2 separate regions of the Homo sapiens genome follow, and region 1 is linked to region 2. Evidence: read pairs that join two places in POLR2A ChIA-PET (ENCODE). Cell type or tissue: GM12878. All regions are shown on one strand.

Region 1 (8,000 bases), 320 kb before region 2:
ACATGTTCCTGGAGGCAGCAGATGCTCCAGAGTTTGTGGATATGAAGAGTGTGGGCTGATTCCGCATGACCTGTTCATCTCCTGTGGCAGCATTCGCTGAAATATAGACCTTAGGTTGACTACGGGACATCAGCTCATCCGTATTTGGGGGGCTGGCAGCTATGTAAACAGTGGGCTGATTTCTGTTTAAGGTCTGGCTATTGACTGAAGAGGAAGTGCTGGAGGTTCGAGGTCCAGAAGAACGCAGTTTTGAAGAATTATTTCTTTGTGGGGGTTCAAGTTTGATTTCAATCTGGTTTTTTCGAGGTCCTGTTGAAATATTCTGAATGTTATATTGGCTATGGGCAGAAGACTGTGAGCTACCAGATGAATGAATGGTTGGTGGTTGTGAAGTAGTAGGTGAACTGATTGGCATGTAGACATGAGAGGTCTGGTGGCCTTGCTGATTTGGCTGTTGAGATGAGGTATGTGACAGAGGATTAGATGCAGGACAAGTAGTCCAGGGACCAGGCTGTGAAGGCTGATAAACTTGCTGAGGGTTCATGGGATTAAACTGAGATACCCAGCCAGAATGCTGTTGTGTCTGTCGAGTTGTACCACCAGGAGTTGTAATGTAAGGCCTAATATAGATAGAATTTCCCTGTGGACTGTTAAGTACAGGTGGAGGTACACCATGTATGTGCAAAGATGTAGGAGTATTACGACCAGTCTGGATATTTGGGGCTAAAGTTACCATAATGGGATTAAATCTGGGAGTTTGTTGAGAAAGGCTAGATGTTCCTTTGCTGCCTAAGTGAAATCCAAGATGTGGTGCTGAATTTGAAGCACCAGAGGAACTGGACATTCCAAAAACATTAAAGCCTTGAGGAACTTGAGCTGGTGCTGTCTGTGGCTCCTGCTGAAATAGTTCACTATTGGACTGGCCACCTTGAAGTTGTCCATCACTAATGCTGTGCGTTAGAGTCCTACTTCCATTCATCCTACTTCCTTCTCTTCCATGGTGGTAAATGTTCTGTGATTGCAAGTCCAAGTTGAGAGAAGTCATGTGATTGCGTAGACCAGAAATTCCAGAATCATCTGAAAAATTCAAGTCTCCTTCACCATAAAGATATCTTGTACTCTCCTGAGAGAGAACAGCACAGCAGGCATCCAGGTTATTATTATTCTATGAAAACAAAATAAATTGATTGATGTTAACAATCAGAAGCGAATGCTTATATTTGCATCTCTACAAATACATGATTACCAAGTGACTGGCTAATACAATTATAACATATATTTGGATATTTAAATTTGAGAAGTTTTTTTATGCAAATGATTGAATTAAAAATCCTCACTACTAATGTAATGGAAAAGCTCTCTCTGACTAACAAAGTGAATCAAATCATTGTTCCACTTTAGCAGCTACAATGGATACGAGGAGTAAAATGGATTCAGACAGATATAGTAAAATTATAACCTAATTAAAAAGGCAATTTTAATGTTGAACAAAATATAATCATTCAACTTAAGTATATAATACTGTATAATCAAACATTTTTTAAAAAGCTAAATGGAAAAATATTCTATCAATGTTTGATATATAGCACAATGTATCAAGTGCTATACACATTTGTTTAAACTAATAAATGTTTAAAAAGTTACATTTGTAGCATTTAAAGTTCTGAAATTCATACCAGTCATCTCAATCCTTCACACGCTTCCTCTTAACTTGTGTAATCCCTCTCTCTCTGGAGGCTCAAGGTAGCCTCCAGAAGAACTAGCTCCTATCTCTGCCTTTAGATAACATCATAAAAATCTACTCCAGAGTGGCGGGGGGGAAAAAAACCTCAGATTGTTTTTACGCTTGTAATCCCAGCACTTTGGGAGGCCGAGGCGGGTGGATCACGAGGTCAGGAGATCGAGACCACGGTGAAATCCCGTCTCTACTAAAAATAAAAAAAAATTAGCCGGGCGTGGTGGCGGGCGCCTGTAGTCCCAGCTACTCGGAGAGGCTGAGGCAGGAGAATGGCGTGAACCTGGGAGGCGGAGCTTGCAGTGAGCCGAGACTGCGCCACTGCACTCCAGCCTGGGTGACAGAGCGAGACTCTGTCTCAAAAAAAAAAAAAAAAATAAGTTACATTTGTAGCATTTAAAGTTCTGAAATTCATACCAGTCATCTCAATCCTTCACACGCTTCCTCTTAACTTGTGTAATCCCTCTCTCTCTGGAGGCTCAAGGTAGCCTCCAGAAGAACTAGCTCCTATCTCTGCCTTTAGATAACATCATAAAAATCTACTCCAGAGTGGGGGGGGGGAACCTCAGATTGTTTTTAAAGAATTCTCAAAAGATACTAACTAACCAGTAGTCATAAATCATCCACGAAAATGTTTGCCAAACACATACTATATGCATAGCACTGTGAGCCTGTGGAAGAATCAAAGACATATAAAACCAAACTTTTCCCCTAGAAAGGGAGACAAACCACAGATTTCTGAAAAGGTAACATGAGTACATGCCAAATATTAAGTGGTAATGAAGTTCAATAGAGAATTAATATTGTAGGCTACCGAAGAAAGGACTGAGTTAATGAGGAAGGTATGGCCTGATGGTTTTCATAGAATATGTAGAACTTGAACAACAACAACGACAACAACAACAATTCTTGGTGAAGAGAATGGCACGAGTAAAGAAGAATATAAAGGTGAGAGTTAAGTAAAAGCATGTTCCAAACAAGATGGCTGGAACAGATCTGGCTGGAGCTAAATATTTGTATTGAAAATGTTGTTGAACAAATTGTTGCAAAAGCAGATTGGAATTAAATAACAAAGGAGTTTTGAAAAATAAGTCACGCTAGAGTTTGACTGTATTATAAGCAATGAGGAGAGCTACTGAAAGTGGATGAACAGAGAAGTAAAGACACAAAGGGTATTCAGGGAAGAGAAGTCTATTGATACTTAAGATGAATAAAAAGATGAAAAACCTTTGGCAAGATGAGCAGTTAGAAGACACAAAGTAACGAGAGTTTGATAATGGAAATAAATTTTAAAATAATATAAATTGTCAACACAATTTGGCCACAAGAGAGAAACAATTCAAATAAGCCTGGAAGATTAAGAACCTGACAGAAAGGAGAGTTTTAGACTTAAGAAAGATGAATAACCAAGTTAAAATGTCCACAGGCAGTTTGATATGAGATAAAAATCATATTAAGAAAGAAGTGGACTAAAAAGGCATCTTGATGCCTTGTTAAGGAAATGACAGTTCACATTGTTTCAACAGGTAATATAAAAGGATAGTGAGCAAGGTTTGACTTCCCCCTTCCTAAAACCAACAACTTAAACCTCTCATGGTAGAAAAATCCTTTTATCCTACTAATAACTCTTAATTGATACATACTAATTTTTCAAATAAAGTTGAAAAACTGATCACAATCTTTATCAACGATTCCTATTATAATTAGATCTTATCTTTTGCCAAACCTGATTGGCCCTTTTTGCTTTAAGTTAAATTTATTGCCATTCCAAGTAAATTCTTCTTCCTTCTAAGCCAAAGCTCAGAGAGTTTATCTTCCTCTCACCTCCTCTCTGTCATCATTCTCAATTTAAAATTTACATTCCCTACCAAATCCAATTCCACATTTCCTTTGTAAAAGCTTGATACTCATATTTAGCCTTCCTCTTTAATTCTCTTGAGCGCTCAAAAATTCCTTTAATCCTTTGTAATCTCTGTAATTATTCAATATGTTCATATCAAAAAGCAATATTCTAGCTCAGTTATGCCATAATTTATGTGCACTCAAATTATTTACACTCTACAGACATTACTTTCTTAATAGCAAAACATAAAAGAACTTACAGGGGTTTTATAAGGTTACATTAGGACAAAAGGAAATGTACTTTTTATTAAAATTTTTATTTTAGAAAATTTTAAACATATATAAAAGAGAGAGGAAATATGATAAACTCCCACATACTTATCACCCATCTTTGTTCGTTTGATGTATATGCCTCAGCTACTCCCCCTACCAAACTAGATGAAGTCTCAGACATTATCTCGTTTTGATTTGTAAATACTTCAATATGTACTGTAAGAGACAGGACTTAAAAACATAACCACAATGCCATGATCATACCTTAAAATAATCAATTCTTAGCATCACCTAATATTCAAATAGCACTAAATTAAAGCATAAAAATGTCTTTGTACAGTTAGTTTAAATCAGGATCTAAATAAGGCCTACATATTTCATTTGGCTGATAAGCCTTTTAGGTTTCTTCTAATAACCAGCCCCTCCCCTCTTTTAAAATTTTTTCTAGCCATTTGTTTGTTGAGAAAACTTGGTATTTGTGTAGTAGAATTTCCCCTATTCTGGACTGCACCCCGTGGTCAATCAATTTCCCCTGCATTTCATTGTAAACTAGTAGTTATATCTAGGGATGTGATGAAGTCCATGTTTGAATTTTTGGTGACCATCACAGACATCCACTGTCAAATCATACAAGGAGACACAGCAATGTTTGCCTGTCTTTTTGTGATTTTAAAACCAACTGGTAGATTCAGATGTTGTCAGCTTGATCCAACTGATGATTTTTAGCAGCTATTGATGATCACTGCTTAGAAACACTATTTCATTAGGGGTGCTAAACAGTAATACTGGAATGTCCCAATTATAAGATTTTGGCCAGGCGCAGTGGCTCACCCCTGTAATCCCAGCGTTTTGGGAGGCCAAGGCGGGATGATCGCTGGGCCCAGGAGTTTGACACCAGACTGGGCAACATAGTGAGACCCTGTCTCTAAAAAAAAATCTTGTTTTTAATTAGCCAGGTAGAGTAGGACACCTGCAGCCCCAGCTACTCAGAAGGCTGAAGTAGCAGGAGCACTTGAACCCAGGAGGTTGAGGCTGCAGTAAGCCATGATCATCCCACTGCTGCATTCCAGCCTGGGTGAGAGCGAGACCCAGTCTCCAAAAAACATAAAATGGATTTCATCTTCATTCTTAGCAGCAATTCTTCCTTGAATGCTTGCTCTCTTCAACTATTTGGTTACATTCTGCACAGAAGAGGCAGGATAAAAAAATTCTTTTCACTAGTTTTCAGAGTAACAAATTTGGTCCCTAGCAACCTCCAAAGGTGACTATGATTTATTTTTAGTATCATTATAAACTCATGTGTCTTTAATATTTTGATGTGTTTCAATCAGTTTTGGTCATTATGTCCCCTCTTCAAGTTACTGGGAACAGCTTCAAGTTGGCTCCTCGGTATACGACATGAATCCAGTAGTTTTTCAAAGCTTCTCTGCTTTCTGATATGACAAGATGTTCTAGCTTATCATGTACATCTACTCCAGACTTGCAATCAGCCATTTCTCAAAGCAGCCCTGGTTACTTTTAGTGAGAAAGGGTAGAAGACTCTCTTGAAGTGTATCAAAAGGGGTGGGATATGAGTTTTTAGAAGGTGGAAAATCACTGCTTTTTGGTATACAGCCACAAATCTGCATTCTCCTCAAAGCTATAAAAAGGTCTGAATCATTAATTCCAGTTCCTCTTTCATTTTTCCCCAAACTCCTGCACAGACACAGAAATTACAGATAGTATCAAAGCATATATACCCTATGGCATTCATTCACTCCTTTAACCAACATTTACTGAGCATTCATTAGCAAGGAGAAAGGAATATGATCGCTGATCGCAAGAATCTCAGTCTAGTGGAGGAGAATAATGTGAACACAAATGAAATGCAGTATGGTAGGTGTTATCATAGAAATATGGATAAGGACAATGGGTGAAGGTCATCTGAGAAGGTTCCACTAAGTACATGGCACTTAAATATTAAGTGTTGCATATACTGAATGAAAAATACTTAATGCAGTACTTTGAAAAGAAATACCAATTTTAAACTTACAGATTCAATCGTCATGTTAAGAGAATTTAAAAACGGTAAAAAATTAAGTTAAAAAACCAAAGTGAAAACTATGCAATATTTTCACATTCTTCTAAGTTTTCAGATTTAATTACCAAATATAAAAATCAACTTTAAAGATATAAATTACACCTGCTGGTTATAAGTTATCTTACAGAATTCACAGCAGAAGGAAAAGATATGAGTAGTTCCAAAAAGAGGGAACTGTGCAACAGATAAACTTAAGAGAAAAGAGGATAGACACTTTTGTTCTCTCCCTGACAAGCAAGATGTTTAAAAAGAACAGGTACACAGAATTGGTAGCATGGCATGATCCTTTACTAATTTTAAAAAGTTCTGAACCAGTATACTGCAGGAAGGATCTGTCAAAAGAACAGAAACCCACCCAACTGAGAAAGGAAGAGCAGCCCCAAAAGAGACGCTGTCATTTAGAGGTAGCTTAATTTGCCCGTTTAAAAATATTGCTCTAAATTTGGGAAAACTTGCACCCCAGCTGAAACCACAGAGGAAGGAGCTCTTCCTATTCCTTTCTTGTCAGATTTCTTGTTATATCAGCTAAAAAGTACATTACCTGGATACCCTAAATTATTATCAACTCACTTTTAAAAAGTGTGGTCTGTTTCAGGCAAGCAAAGTATTTCATTTTCATTAACACCAGGTGTTGGGAAGCATGCTAAGTAGAGGAGTTTGCTTTTGTAAAGCCAGATTAACATAGGGAAGGTGATATTACTAGATGCCCAAAGGAAACGGAAAACCATTCATTTTTTATTTTTGGGTTAAAGCTTAATTATTTTATTTTTAAATAGATAATTTATTAACACAGATTAAAACAATAAAAAAAAGATACCTGTTGAGAAGTCTGAGTCCTAACTCTGTCCCATCAGGCCTGTTCCCTCTGGCCTACCATGGATAAACATCTTTTATTAATTTTGTTTTTAATTCTTCCAGTATTTCTTTATGCAAACAGAGACAAATACATGGATGTGTAAATATTTATTTGTCTTGCTCTGTCTATATACTCTGCTCTGCATCTTGTTTTTCTTAACACATACCAGAGATTATACTGTAAGAGTACATTAGAGTGCTCTATTTTTTTTTTGAAAATATTTTAAAGTAATTCTACAAAAGGCTCTATGTTTTACTCCCAGTTACGGTATTTCAAAATCTCTATACCTGTACTATATGTAGGGAAATGCTCTGGACAGTTCTTTCAATACGAAGTCTACAGAAATTTATCAAAGAACTTACAGTATCTTTCTGTTAGTTTTTTAATAACCTACTGAACAGCATAGCTTTATTTTACCACAAAATTCTCTTTTACTTGAAAAGTTAGGGAGAAGTTACTTGGGTTCTAGGGGGGAGACTATTTTTCCCCACTATCTCCGCTCCTTTCCCACACTTTCTTTTAACTTCTGACTCCATCTTTATTACATGTTTTTATTCTCTCATTTTTTTTTCACATTTTATATTAACAAATGTAAACCACTGATTCATTTACCAAATATACCTTATGGGCTTTCTGCTGTTGTTATTCCTTTTAGTATTGGCTGCTAACATTTATTGAATACTCACTATGAATCAGTTACCCTACTGGTTGTTTTATCTACATTGTCAAATTTAACTCTCTGTGTAGTTTTTTTTATTCCCACTGTACAGTGGAGGAAATGAAAGTCAGAAAATGAGGGTCAGAGAAGTTAATTAAGTTACTGCTAGCAACTGTCAAAACTTGAACTCAGTTTGGTTTATCACCAAAAGATATGCTCTTAACCATTATACTATAAGAAAAGGCATTGCTGGTGGGAGAATTCCATGCAGCTCAGGATGACCAGAACATAGGGTATGAACAGGAAGGACTGGACAAAGATCAGGGTGTAGAAACAGCCAGGATTCCAGATCACAGACCTTGTATGCCCTAGTCAAGCTATATGAGCTTCATTCAGAAGGGCACAGGGAACAATCAACAGGTTTTAAGTGTGTGAACAGCTCTGCACTCTGGCAGAAGAGGATAGATTGGAGAGACCAAAACTGGGTTAGGTAAAGGCAGGTAGACCAATTAAAAGGTGATAATGGTGATAAGGGTGTGAACAAAATGTAGTCATT
Region 2 (8,000 bases):
AGCCTCCCAACCTCACCCTCAGATCCTAATGCCTAGACTTGAACATGACAGGGCTGGAGGAGATGGCCAAGCTCAACTCCTCCTGGCCCAGACACACACGCTGAGGGTAATGAGTCCTGGGGTGGCTTCAGTTCCCTCCACAACCACCCCCCTAAGTCAGCAGCTCTGGCTTCCTGGCTTTCCCTGCTGCCTGTATTTACCGAATGAAGGGCAAGTTGCTATGTTTCTTTTCTCCCCAAGTTCGGCATCATGGCCCAGACCATTAAAAAGCTGACATATTTGTTTGAAAGTATGTGCTACGGTAAATACATATTTGTTTGAAAGTATGTGCTACGGTAAAATTTGTTTGAAAGTATGTGCTACGTGTGTGTTTTCCTCAGCACAGTTTTTACCACTAAAATACCGGCTTATATATGAGGATGGCAATAAAAGAAGGATTTATTTTCACAACAACAATTGAAGCAGATATTTCTGTTTAAAAATATCTACTTCTAAAAAAAACTTATTGGGAGAATTACTATGTCTTTATCAACAAAATGTATCTCTTTCTTAAAATATACTTTTAATTTGATATAAGTATTGAGAAATGTGTTTTTATTACGTTTGTTACTTTATTTGAAATCGTATTATGAAGGCCAGACCCAGTGACTGATAAGGATATCCTGATCAAACTGGTTTTTCATCTGGATAAAGAAGATCAAGAGAAATACTATTGCAGCAGTTCTAAATTCTTTTGGTATCTGACAATTTCATAAGCTCTGCTTTTGCTTTATGGACAGGATTCTTTTTCTCTACTCCTCATAGTCTGTGTGGCATTTGCAGGCCTAGGGTACTTCTCTCTCTCCCTCTCTTACACACAGACACACGCGCGCGCACATACACACACACACACACACACACACACACACACACACACACACATGCTCCTCCTTTGGCAGGGAGGAGGCCCTCTCCTGAAATCACACTTCATTACCTACATCTAGCCCTGATGATGTTAAAGCCAGTTGCTGACACCGTCACTCTGGGCACTCCACAGATGGTGATATGACCACAGGACAGTTCTTTGTCTCATTTTTTCATGTTGGTCTATTACTTTTTCTTCTCTGGGGTTTCGTACAGATCAAGCTACTATCTAGATCCACACAGGATCATCAGAAAGCCCTTGGGAAGTTTATAAGCTTTGAGCTTTAAACCTTATTTCTTGGAGAAAAATAATTTAAAACATAAACATTTATTTTTCTGATTGTGATGTACCCATATAAACATACTATGTACATGTATACATGATGTGCAGATATATGTATATACTTACCTATATGTACATATACACATATGCAAATACATAGTAAAGTTTTTAGGAAACTTAGGAAAACAAGAATATAAAATAACTTTTAATCAAGCCACAGTTATTACTGTAGTAGTACATTTCCTTCTAGTCTTTTTCTTATTTATGCCTATTCATTGTAAAACACATCTGTGCTATATTGTTTATTTAGTTTTATCATCTTTAAAATTTAACTAACCATGACCATTTCTCCTATATCTTTAATTATTACCAATTACATTTTGCAATGTGTTTTTATATGCTCCATTTTATAGATGCCTTAAAGGTCATATAACCATCTGCTACTGTTAGATGATTGGGTTTTCTGTTTCTATGACTCAATAATATCAGATGCACATCCTTGTTCATAAGCGATCATGTGCCTTTTTGCTTGTTTCCCTAAGGTCAATGGCAGCTTCAGATATTGAGCAGTAACTTTTCTTCTTATAGCTGATAAGGTCTTCAATTCTGCCAACTCTAAGATACCACTTATCTTCTATTGTCAGAGATCCTGAAACTTTAAGACATTTATTTTATTGTTACATGAAATCAATCTATCACCTACCTTGCTAAAGTTTCAAAATGCACAGGGCCTTTTGAAAATCCTGCATCTCCTGACTCTGAGAATGTAAAGGAGTACAGCAGTGCCCTTAATATGGGAGTATGGTTGCTCGTAAAACATTTAGTGCACTTGAAATTCTTAGCAAATTACACCACATGATGACTACAATCACGGAGACGAAATCTTTTCTCATTTTTGGATTCTATGAACTGGGTACTCAGATAGGGCTATCACAGAACTTTGTATTTTTATAGTTAATTCAAAATGCATTTTCTTTAACAGAATGTATCCTATTGCATTTTTTGTTTTAAGATTATATTAGTCACAATCATCAGCCTCAGTGAGTGAACCAATGGTGAGTCTCAAGAGCCAACAACCTGGATGTTCTCTCTGGAATGTTAAACATGGGGAAATTTTGATAAACCCTTGAAGGGCTGTGAATGAAGCAGCTGTTCATGGAGGCCGAACATGTAGATAAGTGAGATATTTAACCTTCTGTCCAGGCATTAAGAAGTTAGGTTAATAGGAGGTGCTACTCAAAATAACCATTCCCAAGTCAGGAAAGTGTGAAATGAAGTTCCAAGGATGCTGTCAATTCTACTGGGAGAGTTTGCAATGTTACTTTAAAATTAAATGTACTTTATCTGGGCAACCTGTAGCCCACTGGTAGTACTCAGTCTTAGGGGAATGCAAATTAACAGCCCTACCTCTTCCTTCTCTCCCTGTTAAAAATCAGATTTGCAACTGCACACTAAATAAGACAGTGTGAATATCTAAAAACATCCAAATTGCTTTAACCAGGCAAAACTCTAAGAAAAAATGAGATGAAACTGCAACCTTCCCATTTGTATAGGAGGCCCATTTGTTTTGCTTAAGGAAAGTTTGAAATTGATAAGCTAATGTCAGTAGACACCAGGACCATGTGAGGGAAAAATCCCTGGGTATCATGGCTATGACTTTGAAAAGCAGGGGTAGGCCGGGTGCGGTGGCTTAGGCCTGTAATCCCAGCACTTTGAGAGGCCAAGGTGGTGGATCACTTGAGGTCAGGAATTTGAGACCAGCTTGGCCAACATGGCAAAACCTCGTGTCCACTAAAAATGCAAAAATTAGCTGGGCATGGTGGTGCATGCCTGTAATCCCAGCCACTCAGGAGGCTGAGAGTCGCTTGAACCCGGGAGGCAGAGGTTGCAGTGAGCTAACGCCACCGCACTGCAGCGACATAGCGAGACCCCATTTCAAAAAAAAAAAAAAAAAAAAAAAAAAGAAAAGAAAAGAAAAGCAGAGTAACAGAGTTAAATGTTTGATATGGATACTGATATACTATAAAAATGTTATAGACATATTAAAACTTGCAAATGCAGCCTGGGAAAAAAATTAAAACATTTTAATTTTTCTGACATGAGAGAAGAAACAGAGAAGAGCACTGACATGCATTAGGTTTTAGGTCAACAACAGGCTATAAATGAAGGTAGTTGCGATGACTTCTTGAGCTGAACTTTCATGGCCAATGGCTGTGAGAAACTGCAGAAGCTTCTGATGTCAGATGGAAGAGAAGGGACTGATTGTCAGGTTAGACTTTTGATGCAGCACAAGCATGAAATTGTGGTGCAATGCACTGACCATTAACCACCAGCCTTCCCCTTTGATAAGACATGGGTGGGAGTGATAAAGGGGAAATGAAAAAGAAACAATCAGCCAATGCTAGAAAGGCCATTATGTGAATTAGAAGCAGGTAAGAAAGAGGTGCTAGTGTTACTAAGAAACGTGCTCAAAGGTATCATTAGGTTCCGTTAGGATTGGTTCACTTTGGAAACTGCATTAGAGACAGGTGGGGGAGGGGACAGGAGAAACGGGTAACTTGAATGACATTCAAAGCATTCTTAAAAAGTGTGTTCAATGAATGGAAAATCAAAGATGTTTGAAAGAGAAAAGTCAACAAATGGAAAAGCTGTAACCCATTCCATTTTAGTTTAGTTTTATTGGGGCATGAAATGAAATTTCATAATGTTCTAAAAACAACAACTTAACTGCATAAAACTGAATAAGTGAACCGGCATTAAATCCATACTGTATTTTTTAAAATCTCATTTTGATATAATAATAGTAACTGGTTAGTTAGGTCATAGTCCTCTTCCTCAAGTCACGCACAGTTAAAGAAATATTTCTAAAAATTTCTAATTGCTCCTACATTCTAGCAAAACCATACATCGACTTGCTGGTTGATTTATGACTTTCTAGTAACCTTTACTCTCAAATGGCTTCTACCAAATGATTTATTTACTTGGTCTATGCTGAGGTAACCTCCTGGCTGGGCTGACTGCCGTCCTTTCAGCTCGAAGTGTAAAGGATTGAGTCCCCTCACTAAGACATTTCTTGAGTTTCTGTGAGAGCTGTGGGTTCTCATGCGATAAACCATGAGTCTTAGGTTCAATTTTGAAATGTCTCTCTTTCAGATTGCTTGAGCCGGGGAGGTCTAGGCTGCAGTGAGCTGTGACTGCACCACTGTACTCCAGTCTGGGCAACAGAGTGAGACCTTGTCCAAAACAAACAATAAACAAACACCCAGAACAAATAAAAAATGTCTCTCCTTCCTCGTCATTTCTCTTTGGAGAAAAAAGAAAATCTTTGACAATTTCTGACCCACTGAACAATGTAAAGTGGCAAAGTTTCACACTTTTGCCAAAGGCTTCTAATTTCAAGCCTTTTTCTGGTCCACGGTGGTGCTTCACCTCACTCTTGTCTTTCCTGCCCAGTTTCCTCTCTTAGATTACAAACTTAATCTACTAAATGCCTGCCCCCCGACAATAGCAGAGTTTTATAAGATCTGTATAAAGTCATTAGTTTTCCCATTAAGCATCGGTGTCCCCCAACTCCAGCCTGTAAGATGCACACAGTATCTGGAACCACAGAAGATTGCTAAGACAATGTTAGGTGTCTGACACCTTTTAGCTATAAGTGCAAGATGATGTGGTTGAACATCAAAGGCTGTGGAACATGCAACCAGGAATCAGCATATCCTCATTGAAAACTTTTACACCATTTCTACCAAAAAAGATTAAATTCTAATTGAATGCTACTTACTCATCACTTCTTGAGTTTTACATGTGACAATAAAATGAAGGCCTACTGGTTACTGGTTGGCTAGAAGGGAAAGCAAGTGAAAGCTCTTTGGCTCTTCTTTGGGTAGATTTAATTCTACCGCACCCCCCTCCCTTTCTGAACATTTACAAAACCCTCAAGTACTTTTCTTTCCCTCCTTCTCCATTTTTTTCCCACGAGGTCCAAAGTCCCAGGGAGGGAGCTGCTGGGCATGGGGGGATGGGGTGAGAATAGGGTAGGGAACCACAGCTGCTCTCAAATTGTGCTGGTGTCTTGGACAGGGGTGACAGATGGTGGCAGGAGAGCCATTATTCCCACCCTGCCAAGCTCATGACAGCCATTTCACAGAGGTCACGGCCAGGCTCCACCTGACAATACTTGTGCCAATGTTTCTAAGCTTCTGTGACCAACTGTCCAAAAAGGCACTAGATATGAGCCCCAATTCTTGTACTTTTTAGCTGAGAGAATGCTTTGAAGGCTTTTCAACCATCAGGCTTCTGTGCATTCCCTGAGGTATTTAGACCCGGTGCTTCGATAAATTAGTGGTTGCAACTGAGCACATAATTCCTTATATCCACTTAGAATGTTTATGAGATAATTAGTTCTCAATTTCATACAGCACCATCGGTTCACCTCCTGATCAGACAGATACATGAGTGGCTATTTTTTTGGAAGTATGGCAAACATAGTTGAAGTCAGTTGACATTAGGTTATACCTCATAGAGCATATAGTAAATAAGTCATATCCATAATTGTCATAGAAAAAACACACAACACATAAGTTTGGGTTTATAGCCACAAAGAGGAACATAGAAGACAGGGAAAAATATGACCCTGAACATGAGCATGGAATGTTTTCAAACTTATTGATATTCACAGTCTTTATTCATAGCATCTTGATGGGATTCATGAGTAACAAAGGGCTTTGTGGAAATATCTGAAGGCCAATAATTCTTTTTAACAGACTAACAAGACCAAATTACTATTAAATTGATTTCAGTAGTTGGTAACCGTACTTATTTCTGGTAGACTACATATTTCAATAAACAACTTTAAAAACAAATGTCACTGAATGTCAATTCACTATAAATTTAACAGTGAATATGTCATAAAATATTTTTATATCTAAACAACTAAAATAATAATAGGACCCTAAAAAGACTTTTAAAAAGTGTTCATTAATCAAGTTTTGTTCTATATGATAAATGATGTACTCTAAGAATTTCTAAAACTCCAATAGATACTTGCTGTAACTAAACTGGAAAGGGTTCCCATTTTTGCTTTGCTATTTTAGAAAAATAAGGAGTATTCCTTGGATTGTTTGCTTTCTTAAATTCCACTCTCCGATTCATTAAAACCCTTATGAAAACCAAAGTTGCTGACATGACTGAAACAAATGGCTTTACTGTTAACCAGATTGAGTCTTTGCAAGCACTTTATTAAAGCGATTTTAGTAATTCCAACTAGTAAAGTCTTCCCCCACCAACAAAAAAATAAAACAAAGTAACACATTTAGAATATCAATGAACATCACCTCAACAGAACCACTAAGCTTTCCAGAAACACTGTGTTCTTGAGAATTCAGCAGAATAACATTTCATAGAATCCTACTTTTCTAGCTACCCCATCTCCCTCAGATAATCATGTTTTAGATTTTGCCCTTTTCAGAGAGAGAGAGAGAGAGAGAGACCAGTTAAGAGCTTACGAGCACGGGGTTGCAAGTCACCTGGGCCTGGGTTGAATGTTCAATCACTTGAGTGCTGCTAGCGACCAGCTCAGTAACATAGAAGCGTTATGAATCATCTCTAAGTTGGTGGTTTCCTTATCTGTACAATGGACATAATAATAGTATCTTCCTCACAGGGTTGTTCTTAGGATTAAATGAAATAGTACATCTAAAGGACTTAACAAGATTCCTGAGACACAAGAAGCTCCCAATGAGTGTTAAATATAATAACAACAACTATTAATATTATGACTGTTATCCTCAAAATATATTCCCTTGAAACATCAGTATTCTGCCACTGAAATAGAAAAATGCTAATCTCCCCAAATGAAACAATTAATTTCAATTTAGTTGAAACTTAATGTGTTAATGATACTTTATGAAATTACAGACATCAAGACTTTGAGATGCTCTGCTCCTATAAAATTTTAAGGTCTGGTGGTTCAGTGAAAGTAAAGATTCATATCCCTTACAGTATACATGTGCATTTATAGATCAACTTTCCCCACCTATACATTCATTAGGTGCATAAAATTCCAAAGCACTTCTTGATCATGAATACCGTATAATCTATAATTATTTAATTCTGTAAAAATGTCAAAAATATATTTTGGATGTTTCACATATTTTCCCCTCCCTAATAGAGTTCCATTTGGGTAGTACTATCTCTTTTCTATTCATTTTTTATCTTCTACTATATCTTCTTGCCTGTATTAGGTAAATAATAAACATTCAAAAATCATTCATGACTGCAGCATCTGAAACACTTTAATAAAAAAGGAAGAAAAGTAAAGTTTTGTCAGACACCCCCCCATCGCCACTGCAATAGCTGGATGGTTTAGGGCAAAGAGAAAATGCAGTCAGATACAAAGTGGAGATACAAAGGGGAAACCATAGCCTGCTGAGATCAGGAACTGTGCCATTCAATCCTCTGCTCAATTTCCTGGGCTATGTAGTTTAGGCAAAACCAATTCAGGTTTGCTTTCTTACGGAATGACATGCTATTTAACTAAGTAATGAAATGCACAGAGGATCCACTTAAGATCTTGGGTCAAAAGACCCAATGATGCCCCTGAATTGGTGTTAGAAAAATCAGGACCATTTGCAGGCCCGTCACTTCTCTGTATTGGCCTTTCCACTTTTTCCAGAATGCTCGCCACCACTTGGCAGAGGCGCCCATGGGGTTCAGAGGGCCTGCCTGACTTTCTACATCATGTCTGGTCAGCTGCATCTTTCACAGGGATGACCAGTGTGTGGCTGTAAGCTGTTGTGGAATTCTCTCCTCTTGA

The links. Peaks named below come from ENCODE experiments on the same cell type or tissue, not always from the same donor. Only the 100,000 strongest peaks of a DNase experiment are listed, where the experiment ranks them.
Region 1: POLR2A ChIA-PET joins it to region 2 with 11 read pairs; 2 of 35 experiments call an interaction of 5 or more read pairs at or near these places.

Annotation. Positions count from the first base shown.
Region 1 is chr6:149,371,183-149,379,182 of GRCh38, reverse strand. It overlaps TAB2 (TGF-beta activated kinase 1 (MAP3K7) binding protein 2), which reads right to left. Exons shown (of 7, transcript NM_001292034.3): 3 at 1-1,165. Among named protein-coding and RNA genes, the nearest start is that of SUMO4, 25 kb to the left of the region's middle. RefSeq lists an enhancer at 1-612. In GM12878, no CTCF peak of the experiment used is centred here; no DNase peak of the experiment used is centred here; H3K27ac peaks cover 298 bases.
Region 2 is chr6:149,051,267-149,059,266 of GRCh38, reverse strand. The region is part of intron 7 of UST (uronyl 2-sulfotransferase); the gene reads right to left. Among named protein-coding and RNA genes, the nearest start is that of UST-AS2, 23 kb to the right of the region's middle. RefSeq lists an enhancer at 4,733-4,852. In GM12878, no CTCF peak of the experiment used is centred here; DNase peaks (open chromatin) are centred at 3,506 and 4,296; H3K4me3 peaks cover 1,226 bases; H3K27ac peaks cover 3,027 bases.